Regions from separate parts of the Homo sapiens genome. Here region 1 is linked to region 2. Evidence: chromatin contacts called from ENCODE Hi-C or POLR2A ChIA-PET data. All regions are on one chromosome and are shown on one strand. The core of a region is the stretch at or near the end of the contact, and the rest is flanking DNA. Distances in the headings are between cores, read along the strand shown.

What was found. Hi-C counts contacts between places; a loop is a spot of excess contacts on that map. ChIA-PET counts read pairs that join two places held with the same protein, here RNA polymerase II (POLR2A). Pooled maps may share reads with other maps.
Region 1: a loop to region 2 is called in a map of PC-3, with 6 times the contacts of the local background. The contact joins two enhancer-like sites. A Hi-C loop is called at or near these places in 1 of 168 maps with a recorded cell type or tissue (PC-3), 3 of 37 single-sample maps with no recorded cell type and 8 of 50 pooled maps. POLR2A ChIA-PET finds 5 or more read pairs at or near these places in 1 of 52 experiments (OCI-LY7).

The regions. Positions count from the first base shown.
Region 1 is chr14:60,755,617-60,761,236 of GRCh38, forward strand. The region is part of intron 1 of MNAT1 (MNAT1 component of CDK activating kinase); the gene reads left to right. Among named protein-coding and RNA genes, the nearest start is that of MNAT1, 24 kb to the left of the region's middle. Within about 2 kb of position 2,200, at least 5 of the 41 ENCODE cell types and tissues checked have a DNase peak (open chromatin) inside an H3K27ac peak, as active enhancers do; they include PC-3, where a contact is called at or near this core.
Region 2 is chr14:61,021,638-61,027,355 of GRCh38, forward strand. All of the region lies in intron 5 of SLC38A6 (solute carrier family 38 member 6), which reads left to right. Among named protein-coding and RNA genes, the nearest start is that of SLC38A6, 43 kb to the left of the region's middle. Within about 2 kb of position 4,319, at least 3 of the 41 ENCODE cell types and tissues checked have a DNase peak (open chromatin) inside an H3K27ac peak, as active enhancers do; they include PC-3, where a contact is called at or near this core.

The sequences.
Region 1 (5,620 bases), core at 950-3,449, 270 kb before region 2:
GAAGATTACCCTTAATATTAAGGATCAGAAATTGTCCATATGGGTAAATAATTTTTCATTAAACCTAGCGCAGCCAGTTTTCCTTCCAGCATAGTAATAAATCAGTATTCCTCACCTGAACAGCAGATGAAGTAATTGGCTCTTGTTTTGGCATTATACTGAAAAGACTTACCTTTAAACACTGTCATATATAGTCCAATAAGATGCTTGTCCTAGGAGAGGCATTGAAACTGAGTGCAACAGAGGGAACAGCAGAGTGACATCTCTCATTTTATGATTACTCTGGGGTATAGAGATAGTCACTGAGAGGAGAGGCTGGGGAAATGGGACCGCTTTCTAAAAATGTATCTCTGTCTCTTTTTGCTGAACATATATAAGTGAATTTGTGTAAGTATGCACATGATGTGATGCCATTGTGTAATGCTTCTGAAACGTAAATACTTGTCTTTTTTTGGGAAATGTAGACTTTTTATTTCTTTCATTATGATGCTTAGATTATTTGATAGCCTATTTAATGGACTATGGGATAAGAAAGATTGAGTTTTGTTAACTTACATATAGCACAATGTGGGAACCTCTGTTCATAACGAGCTGTCTATGTCATTAAGGAAAGTTTCAGTGATAGTACACAACCATACACATTTGTTGAACATATGCATTAAAGACAGAGTTATATTGAAAAAAGTTTAGAATAGAACTTCTGCATTTTGGAGTATGCTACACTTGTCTGGAAAAGTTACTGTCAGATAATGTTTTGTTACTCTTGGAACATGCGTTATTGTACATGAAATTCTGAACTTTTATAGAGTATGAGCTAAGAAGTGCTTTTCCCATTACTAAGGAGGCTGAATATTCAAGAGTGATCATGGAAGAATTTTAAAAAATAGTATATTTTTATACTTCACAGTGTCTTATGGATTGCTTACCATTTAACAGTTAAGCTGGAGGATGGAAAAATCTTGATGTAAGTGGTAGGAACTTCTGCCAACTGGAAATCAATTAAAATGAAAATAAAGCAAGTATAAAGTTTTAGTGTTACTGGGAAGATACCATTTGACTCACAAAGGTGTCATTCATGTGCTCTTTCTGGCTATATACCTGTGGCCTAAAGCTGTGGTCTTTTGGGGATTTAATTATTAATACAGAAATGTGTTTTACAAAATAGAGCCATGTCTATTTTGATGCCATATAGTTTCTTTTTAAAATGTATAAATGCCCTTGCGTTTTTTTGGGCAAAATCAATCATGCTGTCTTGTATTTGGAGGTAAATGACAACAGGATATTCACTTCCAGTTTAAGTAGTAGCCTACAGTTTCTCTTGAATTTAGTTTTTGGCTTGGTTAAACCATTAGTGTATTTGACCTGGACTAGAACTTGATTTTAAGATGTCATCAGCTGTGAGTTCCCAAGTGACTGGCTCTCACATTTCACTGAGAGAGAACAGGCTATTTGACTTGTTAGTTTGAAGAAATCATATGCAACTTTCTGGTACTGCAGAAGTTGTTCAGAAACATAACACAGAGTACTAAGAAGCTAAAAATTTCCTGTTTAAAACTAACGGTGTATGGAGTAATTTATTTTGTGGAATCTGGAGGGATTGGTGTTTGAGATGGAAATACATACTGATCTGACAGTTTCTTACTCTTATTTACCTCTTTCCTCAGTTTTTGGTGATAATTCCAAGTTATATTAATATATAGACTGTATCAAGCCACTATGAAAATTTTATCTAAATGCAGTTCCAGATTTTGCAGTATTTTAGTGCATTTTTTTTTATTGTCCACACACACCCACACACAGGCTAGAATGTTTGACATTTTCTGGTCATCAATTGAGACACTGAAATGTCTTGTTTGATAAAGTTATATTTTGTTTCAAAGATATTTTTAATAGACTGTTCCTAAGCATTTGAACCAAACAGCAGCTATGAGCTTAGGGCTTTAGGGCAAGATTTCCTAGAATATCATTCATGTTACTCCTAGTTTACATCAGAATATAGGAGACAAACTATAATTTAGTTTCAGTTAATACTTTCCAAATTTTTACCCCTGTGGCATTTGTCTGAGAAATACTGATGAGTCACAGAGATTCCCTTTCTGTCCTTAACTAGAACATATGTAGAATAGGAAATAGGAGAAAACTGTTCATGCATTTCCGTGCTTTTAGGTTTTTTTCTGCTCTTGGCAGTGTATTGATTCTGATGCTTTACTTATTTTGTAATTTTTATTTTATGACTTCCTGTGTACAAGGAGTTGATGATGCAAAGTTGAATCAGAGGTAATTTTTGCCCTGAGGTCTCATTGCTAAGTATGGAAGATAGACAAACAAAATGTTACAATACACTACAATAATTGTTATGATGAGTGTTGTTGGAACCATCTAAGGAGCATAATTTAGATGGTAGAGGGCAGTGGGACCAACAAATATACCAGATATTCAAATAAGAAATCTGAGGTCATACTATATGTACTAGGCTTATTTCTAAGCCCTACGAAGTTGTGCCCATAACTGTCTCCTTAATAACTTCCAAATTACAGATTTTATCCTATTCCCCTTGTAGTCTATGTCTTCCTTATCTCTACTTGGACTTTTTTTTTTTTTTCTTTTTGAGGTAGGGTTTTGCTTTGTTGCCCAGGTGAGAGTGCAGTGGCAAGATCATGGCTTCTTGCAGCCTTGACTTCAGGGCTCAAGCAATCCTCTCATGTCAGCCTCCTCAGTAGCAGGAACTACAAGTGTGTGCCACTACACCTGGCTAATTTATCTTTTTGTAGAGACAGAGTCTTACTGTGTTGCCCAGGTTGGTCTCGAACTCCTGGGCTCAAGTGATCCTCCCACCTCAGCCTCCCAAAGTGCTGGGATTACAGGTGTGAGCCACGTTGCCTGGTCCACTTGGACTATTTCAACTGTCTCCTGGCCGAGGACTGCTTCAAGCTTAATTAACATGGATACTGCTTACTACCGCCCACTCCTCCCAACCCTCCAAAAAAAAACCCCCAAATTCAGAAAACAAAACAAAAAATAGTCTTCCCCTTTTAACCATGATACTTCCTGCTTAAACTTCTTTGGTGGTTTCTTGTGTCTTCCACCAATGCTTCTCACATTTTAAAAAGTAACATTAACAATGGAGGAAAACAAATTTGTACCCCTAGTTTGTCTGGAGGTGCAACTAGAAGTGTCGCTTTGAAAGCCCCTTTGAAGTTTTGGTTGACCTTAAAAATGCATGTAAGATTTTAATTTTTTAATATTTTCTGTTAGTATTAAAACAAAAAGTATATGCCTTCCTAATTTTTTATCTCATACCCCTAACCTTTGCATAAAATTGATGTTTTAGGAAGACGCACCACGTTTTCCTCTGGCTTTATGTAATCCCTGACACACAGACCCCACATCATCCTGTAGTTCAGTATTTTCAAACTGTGTTGCCTGAGAGATTTCAAACTGAAACTCTGAGAGATTGTTTGAGGCAGCTGCTCATTGTCATCCCTTAAACTAGAGCAGTCTCCATTTATCTGTTTACATATTAGGTTTCTGGGTAACATTTAGTATGAAGAAAGAGTTCTGTTATTAAAGAAATATAAGCCTGAAAAATGCTACTGTAATATATGCTAAAAATCCAAATTCCTTAGCTTATCATGTAAAGATTTTTCTGGTCTGGTCTCTGCCTATTTTACTTTTCTTTCTTCTCTCTCTCCTCAGCTTCCAGCACCTTTCCTAGAGATTGAAACTTGAAACCTGAGGGTGAAATTAATTTTGTTTGGCCCTGGAGTGTTGGCTTGCACAGCATTTAAATTAAAACAAAACAAAAAATGAATTAGTTGCCAACATGTAAAAATGAGGAGACATCATGTAAAAATTTGGATCTCTCAGTTTTGTTGAAAAACTGCTAGATCTGGTAACATTTTGGCTCCATATTCTCAACAGCATGGAGTTGATGAGTAGCCATCATTAACATGAGATGCATTCTTTAGTTGGCCAGTTTGATGAATGTTGGAAATTGTTGATGCTTTGAATAGAAGGTATACCAATAACCTTCTCAAAAGGAGACTTTTCCTGTTGTTGTTTAAAAAGTAACTTTCTACATGCCATACTATTTATTGCAGGTATACTGTACTTAATCTTTGCTTTGTAAGTGTTAGTTAGGCCTAAGTTAAAGAAATTAGACTTATAAGTAAAACTGCTTTATGCATAATATTTCTCTAGTGGATGATTTGTTAATAAAATCATATCTAGCCTTAGGTCAAATATTTATAATCATTCTATTATTTAAAAGAAATTTTTTTAAATTATAAGAACAGTTTTTACTTATTTAAAGTTCTGTTCTGCCCAGAGAGCATAGTATAATATGGAAGTAGGTCTTCTGATTAGAATTTATTTAAGTAGTAGAAAATTCAAGCCAGCTTGGGTAGGGAGAATATGAAGTGAGAGAAACTGAAATGTGAAAGATTAAAGTTGCAAACAGTTTTGGTACAATTAAATATATCTATTCCAAGTGGACAATATAAACTTATGCATTAATGAAATGATATGGTCATATTATTTGAAATTTGCAGAAATGGAATCATACTATACCTTTACCTTTTTTTTTCAGTTAGTGGTAGATTTTGAGTATCAGCATATGCTTTACCTCCTTTTTAGCAGGTAATATTTCTTTATATGGATATTGCTTCTGTTGATGGAAATTTAGAAATATGAAATTTTGATAGCTCTTTCTAATTTTTTTTTAAAGTGCACTGGTTAATTCCCTGCAACAGTGTACAAAAGTGCCTTTCCCCCACCACACTTGCGTAACATGCAGGATTTCATAAAGGCTCTATTAGTTTTAACTCACTGGGGTTACAATTAACACCTCACTGCCTTTCATATTTGTGTTTAGCAGCAAGTCTCCAATATGATTGTAAGAATACAGACATAAAGCATTTTTTTTCTTAATGTTTGTGCTTTAAGCAAACACACAGGTTAAAGTTTTCATTTAACATTATTTAACTTTCTGAGCAATAAAAGTCTGAAAGAAAATTTAGAAATACAATTGTATGAAATAGCTATTGTTTGTAAGCACTTTATCCACCTCTTATTTCTGTAAAAGAGTCATATTACAATTACTATGAGATCTATTCTTTGGGCAGCTGGAAAGCAGGACAAGGAAAAATCGTTCTCCTCTTGTCTGGTAGAAAGTACATTGTGCCCTCTGGTACCAGACTTGGGCTTATTCAAAGGCTAATGGATTCCACACAGGTGAGTCAGTCTTTTGTGTTCTTACCAGGTGCATTATTGATTTTCATGATGGTAGCCTAGGTGTTCTCATTCAACAGCAGCTTTAGCAAAGTCTCCAAAATATCACAAAGAAAACCAAAGATTTTGCACATTTTGGGTGCAAGAAAATGAATTTTTCTCAACTCTTTTGGCCATTGTACTTTTTTTCTTGCTAGACGCTTATGAATAACTCCTTTGGAAAATGTATTAATATGTAATGTGTTTACTTCTTTGTTTTTGGGCATGGATTGTGTGTCATGATCTATTTATTTAATTTAGAGTGTGAAGCAACGTGTACTGGCTTGTGGTACTTTTTTTTGCCCACAGACTGAGTTAAGTTAGGGTTGGAAGGGTTCCCTGTTGTAGAAGG
Region 2 (5,718 bases), core at 3,069-5,568:
TTTTAGAACTTTTTTTTAAAAAGGTGATTTAGAGTGGTCACAGCAGTTTTTAATGTCCCTTAAATTTAGAAAAGCTAGTAATGCTTATTTAGTTTTTAGAATGATATCCTCATGATTTTCTTCACATTGGTTAAAAGTGTATTAAGTGCCCAGTCAGTAATAACCAAATACATATTTTCAGAGTTTTTTCTGTCTTTTTTCGTAGCCAGATGTACATAAACCATTTCTTTATTATAATAGAATTGGAAGCTTGCTCTTGTGAGCAGAACACTAGATTGGAAGTCAGATACCTTGAATTCTGTCTACTCCAGTCTCTGCCATTGGGTAGCCATGTGTCTTGTGGAAATCCCTCACTCTCACTGTCTTGGCTTCAGTTCCCTCTTTGTTAAATTGTTGGACGGTAGAGTGGGAAGCAGGGAGTTTAAGGTCCCTTCTTACCCCAAAATTTGAATTCAAATTTGGCACATTGGGAGGCATATTAATTATTTTAACGTATTAACGTATTTTATTACAGGAAAGTTCAATGCGAGGGTTATACTTGGTTCAAAAGATGATTTGGCCCTTTCTTAGGTATCTTTAACAAATCAATAACTATTGCCCTAAAAGCATTCATGGATGCTATTTTTTGTCACTAAGCAAAAGGGAACTTCAGTTCTTAGGACTACCCTTTAGAACCTCCTCTTAGGTTAAAGTCTAGGAACCCTAGCCTTAAAAAGTAGTTTCTTGATTGATATATACAGAATCTGTGGAACTTCTAGTCCATGTATGCTTGCAAACAACATACTTATTTGGGAGGATATTTAATATACTGTGTCATTATATTAAATAAGTATATATATATATATACAGTTTTATTATAATAAATAAGTTAATCGTACAATGACCAATGTTACTTCATTAAAATGGATTTTGATTATTTTCTTTATTAATTGGAAATATATTGGATATTTAAAAGATTATATTAAGTGTAAATCAGATTGAATTTTTACACATCTTAAGTGCCTGTCTGCAAATAATGTAGTTCAGATAACTTTTTTTTAAAAGAATGTTTGTTAGTATAAATTATCTGACTTTTGCAGTGGTTGTTTACATTAAAACTGAAAAATAATGTAATAGATTCTATTTAGGTCAAGCACTCTACTAGATACTTTAATTATAACAACTCTTCAATATAGATATTATCTTCATTTTATAGAGAAGAGATCAGTGTGCAGTGGAGATAAGTAGCTTGCTCACATTTATCCCATAATGAAGCTTGGATTCAAACCTTGCTCAGTTGGCCTTTATTCTTTCTGCTATGATATAGCAAATGTTTGAAAAATGTGAAAAGATTAAATGTTGAAGATTTTCTAACTTCTTGGGGACAGGAACTATGTGTTTTTATTTGTTTTCCTAACTTTACCTAGTTTCTGAGAAGAGCTCAATAAGTAGTATTTGTTGAATGAATTGGACAGTTTTTAAAGTTCTGCTTAAAAGCCTAAGATTTTGCCTCAAAGAGACAATTGAATATACTATGTAAGTGATAAAAAAAGAAACTTGAAAGACCATAGAATGACTTCTAGTTTAGAATTATATAAAAATTTAAAAGTTCAAAATACTGGGGAGAGTTAGATCTCATTTATGTAAAATGGGTTAACAATATATTGAAATAGGCTGGGTGTGGAGGCCCACGCCTGTAAGCCTAGCACTTTGGGAGGCCAAAGTGGGAGGATTGCCTGAGCTCAGGAGTTTGAGACCAGCCTGGGCAACATGGTGAAACCCAGTCTCTACTAAAAATACAAAAAATTAGCCAGGCTTGGGGTTGTGTGCCTGTAAGTCCCAGCTACTCAGGTGGCTGAGGCAGGAAAATCGTTTAAACCCGGTAGACGGAGGTTGCAGTAAGCCAAGATCTCGCCACTGAACTCCAACCTGGGCAACTGTCTCAAAAATAATAATAATAATAATAATAATAATATATATATATACACACACACACACACACATATATGTAAAATATCTATTATTTTCAGGTTAAGAAAATCATATCTTAATGTTTCTTAACTCTCTTATTCTTTGTAACATTTAAATACTTCTCAGTTTTCATGAGATACAATTCCTGTGGTGAATCCATGAAAAAAATTGAAATGGAAGGCCTTTAAAAGCAAAATGACCATGGATTGCCCTTGATCAATATTTGTTTCATGTGTCTTTCGCCAAAGACCCAGTTTATTTCCCACATTTCCATATTCCATAAATCAAATTAATGTGCTCATTTATTTACATCCCTAGTACTTAGCACATAGTATACATTTAGTAAATAACATTTATTATAGGAAGAAAGAAAGGACTAAGAGGGGAGAGGGGGAAAAGCTAGTGACCTGGCTTAGTACTCCTTCAAGAGCAAAAAGAGAGTTGATTGACCAGGAAGAGAAAGCCCAGTATATGTAAGTGAGCATATAGTTTTTAGGAAAGCGTCTACTGTTAGAACTTCACAGAAAATCGTTTTTCTCCCCCAAGATTAATCAGGCACCAAGTATTAGTCACAAGGCTCTAGTGTGGTCTGACAAATTGATTGAAAAAATCTACTGTCTGTAAATCTCTAAATTTTATAATGGAAAAAAATGCAACACACTAGATTTAACACTCTTATTCTAAGGTTATAGAAATCCTTGGCTTTGGAAATTTGGGAACCATATAGTAAATTACTACTTAAAAGCAATTCCTGATATCTTCCCAATACTAATGAATAACAGGCTCAACATTGGCTAGAGCCAGAGGTAACCCTCTGCAGCCCATTTCCTCAGGTGCTGGAGTAGCATTTGTTGAGAGCCACTGCTACTGGGACCCAAAGTCAGAAAAGATGTGTCTGGAAGTTTTAACATTTAATGCTGTTATAGGGGACAATTCTGGCTTAGAGAGTTTGAATTTGGCAGCCTAACTAAAGATAAAAGATTAATAACTGTAGTAGAAAGTAAGTATAAGGTAGTTTTCACATAGTTCCTGTAACAGTGTTGTATTATGTGATTCTTTTCTTAAAAACTAAGGTAAGTAGTTGGTTTCACATTCATTTGAACTCCTGAAGTAAACCATTCAGTAGGCTAGAATTATCACTAGAAATCAAACACTACATCCCAATCATCTTCTTAGTCAAGCCAGAAAAAGTCTTATTAACTCTTACAAGCACATGATAACAGTGAAGTCAATTGATGTTATTTCTGGTTTCACAACTTGCCCAATTCAAAATGTGGAAAGATGAGTAGCTCCTAGGGGGATGTTATATTCTTATTTTGCTCTTATAAATATGAAGGATTACTATGAATAGCATATGCTTTCCTTAATTCTTCAAAGCCCCAGTTCTTTAAAGGAGATTAAAAATTTAATCATTACTACGTTTTGTGAAAGGAAAACCATAAACATTAGTAGTCTTACTGAAACCTCCTGAAATTGCTAGAATGACCCAGATGTTTCAGTCTGGCACAGAATCCACACACCTTACTCTTGCAGCCTTTATTAACACCTCAGTTTGGTAATCTATGGACTCGGGTAACCCCATTTCTAAATCTCAGAAAGGTATAAATAAGATCATTTTCAATTGAGAATTATAAAAATCTCAAATTCTCAGTATTTGAAAAATTCACAATATTAGATGCTAGAAACTACTTGGATTTGCTTTCTTCCTGTATATTCATTCATGCATTTTATTTATTTACTTTTTGGTAGGCTAGTAAAGTACTAAGAGTGTTTCAGATATACTAGTTTGTATTGTCTCTTGGGAAACTAGGATTGGGCGCGCAGATACATCGCCATCTGCTGGTCAGTTTATCTGTGGTGAAACTGCAGCTTTCTTGAGACTTGTCTAGAAATTCTAGAAAGCACTGCCTTAGAATAGGAGAGGTACAGGAAATTTGGAGAGTCTTTTTCACAAGCACTTCATTTGACAACATTTACTGGTAGTGTATCTTTTTTAAGGTTTTGAAAATATTTTTCATAGTAATTTCTATTGAAAATTATAAAATTTTCAGAACAGTAGATATTTTGGTCATTTTTTAATCAAATTTAAGATCCTGAAAATGATAAGACAAAGATATACATTTTTTTCTAGGGTCATGGGGGAGCATTTTCCCCCATATATTTTGATTTTCATTTATGCATGTGTTCTGTACTATTTGAGTGCATATAGAACTTCAGTGGCATTTAGATATTTTGTGGGACCACCAGATTAATGAGACACATTGAATAGAATAAACCAGTTAGTATCCATGACTAAAAACATGTTTGAAATAAAATTGAATCTCTCTGAGACAGAAAGGCAAACTTATTTTTTCCCCGTAGCACATCCGTTTGTTTAGGGCTGAGTAATCCTTTAAGAATTGCTGAACTTCCCCCAAGTGCTGAAAACCTAATTCTGTTTTAAAAATAGCTGTAAGTAATTCTGTCCTCATACATATATTTTACATGTTTAACAAAAAAGATTCTTATCTTCATAAACTGTAATGATGTCTTAGGCCCAAACTCCAATTAGGGTTGGTTTGTTTTTTTTAAGTTTGTATGCTTAATAACGACAACTTGGGAAGCATTTTCAGAGTGCTGCGAAAAATAACTCATAAGAATACAGTATTTGGAAGCACAGAGACTGATTTTTATTTTTTGGATTTCAGTGGAGTGTTAATATTTCAAATACGTGAGAATAGGAAACTTCCTCTTCAGAACTACAATCACAGCCGTAAATACAGTAGAGTCATAGCAGTAGATGCAATAGAATCTCATCATGAAACTCCATGAATTTTGAACTAATCACATCACCAAAGGAGCTCCAATACTGAAAAATGAAATACATTGAAAATATATCTCAAGATGAAATGAAAATTCTAAGTGTTACTAAAGCTTCTGACTAATGTTCTCTGTGATATTCATTTCCTTTGAAGTCAACTGTTAATCTCAGCATTCAAAAGTAGTTTGTTTAAATACTGATTTAAAAAAGAAAAATAATTCTGAAGAGTGGTACTTCTGGTAGACTTTCCTTATTTGTCTTTGTTTTGTTGGTTTACTTTTTCACTTTGCTCCTGCACTTTCTCATGGCATACTAGTTAATAGAACGAGTTTCTCAACCCAGGCGGGCTGTTTGCACCATCACTAGCTTGGGCAAGTTACTTCTTTGTGCTTCCTTATATTCTGTGAAATAAGTAATATGTACCTCACAGGTTTGTGTAAAGATTAAGTGAGGAAATAACTTGTGTAGAATACTACCAAGCATACAGTAGGCATCTAAAAAACAAAGATGTTAGCTGTTTTCATGGATCTCTGCCCAGAGTCCCTTCCCTGTTTCTGTGTTTCTAACATCTCTCCTCTCAACCTCCCGGGCCCAATTCATTTATTTCACTTTATAATTAGATCAGCAGATATTAACACCTTGCAACTTGCTATTACCTAATCAGATTTTACCCCATTTTAGTCACTTTTTAATATTACTGTTGCTTCTCCATGTTGTTTTTAAAGAGTGCTTTCAACTTCTGTGTTTTCAGTTGACAGATGTTTTATTTTTTCCCAGAGAAGTTTCTATTAAATGAGTTATATTAGTTTAAAATTAAGTAGAAAAGAATACCTATTTAGTTAATGTGCTAAAACTAAGTGATTTATAATGGCTGAATACCTGACATCAAGGTATATCTTCTGGCACTGATTTTGGCTTTGGTGGTTTGGGGCCACTTAACTATATGCATGGCTCTTGTGGATGACCCA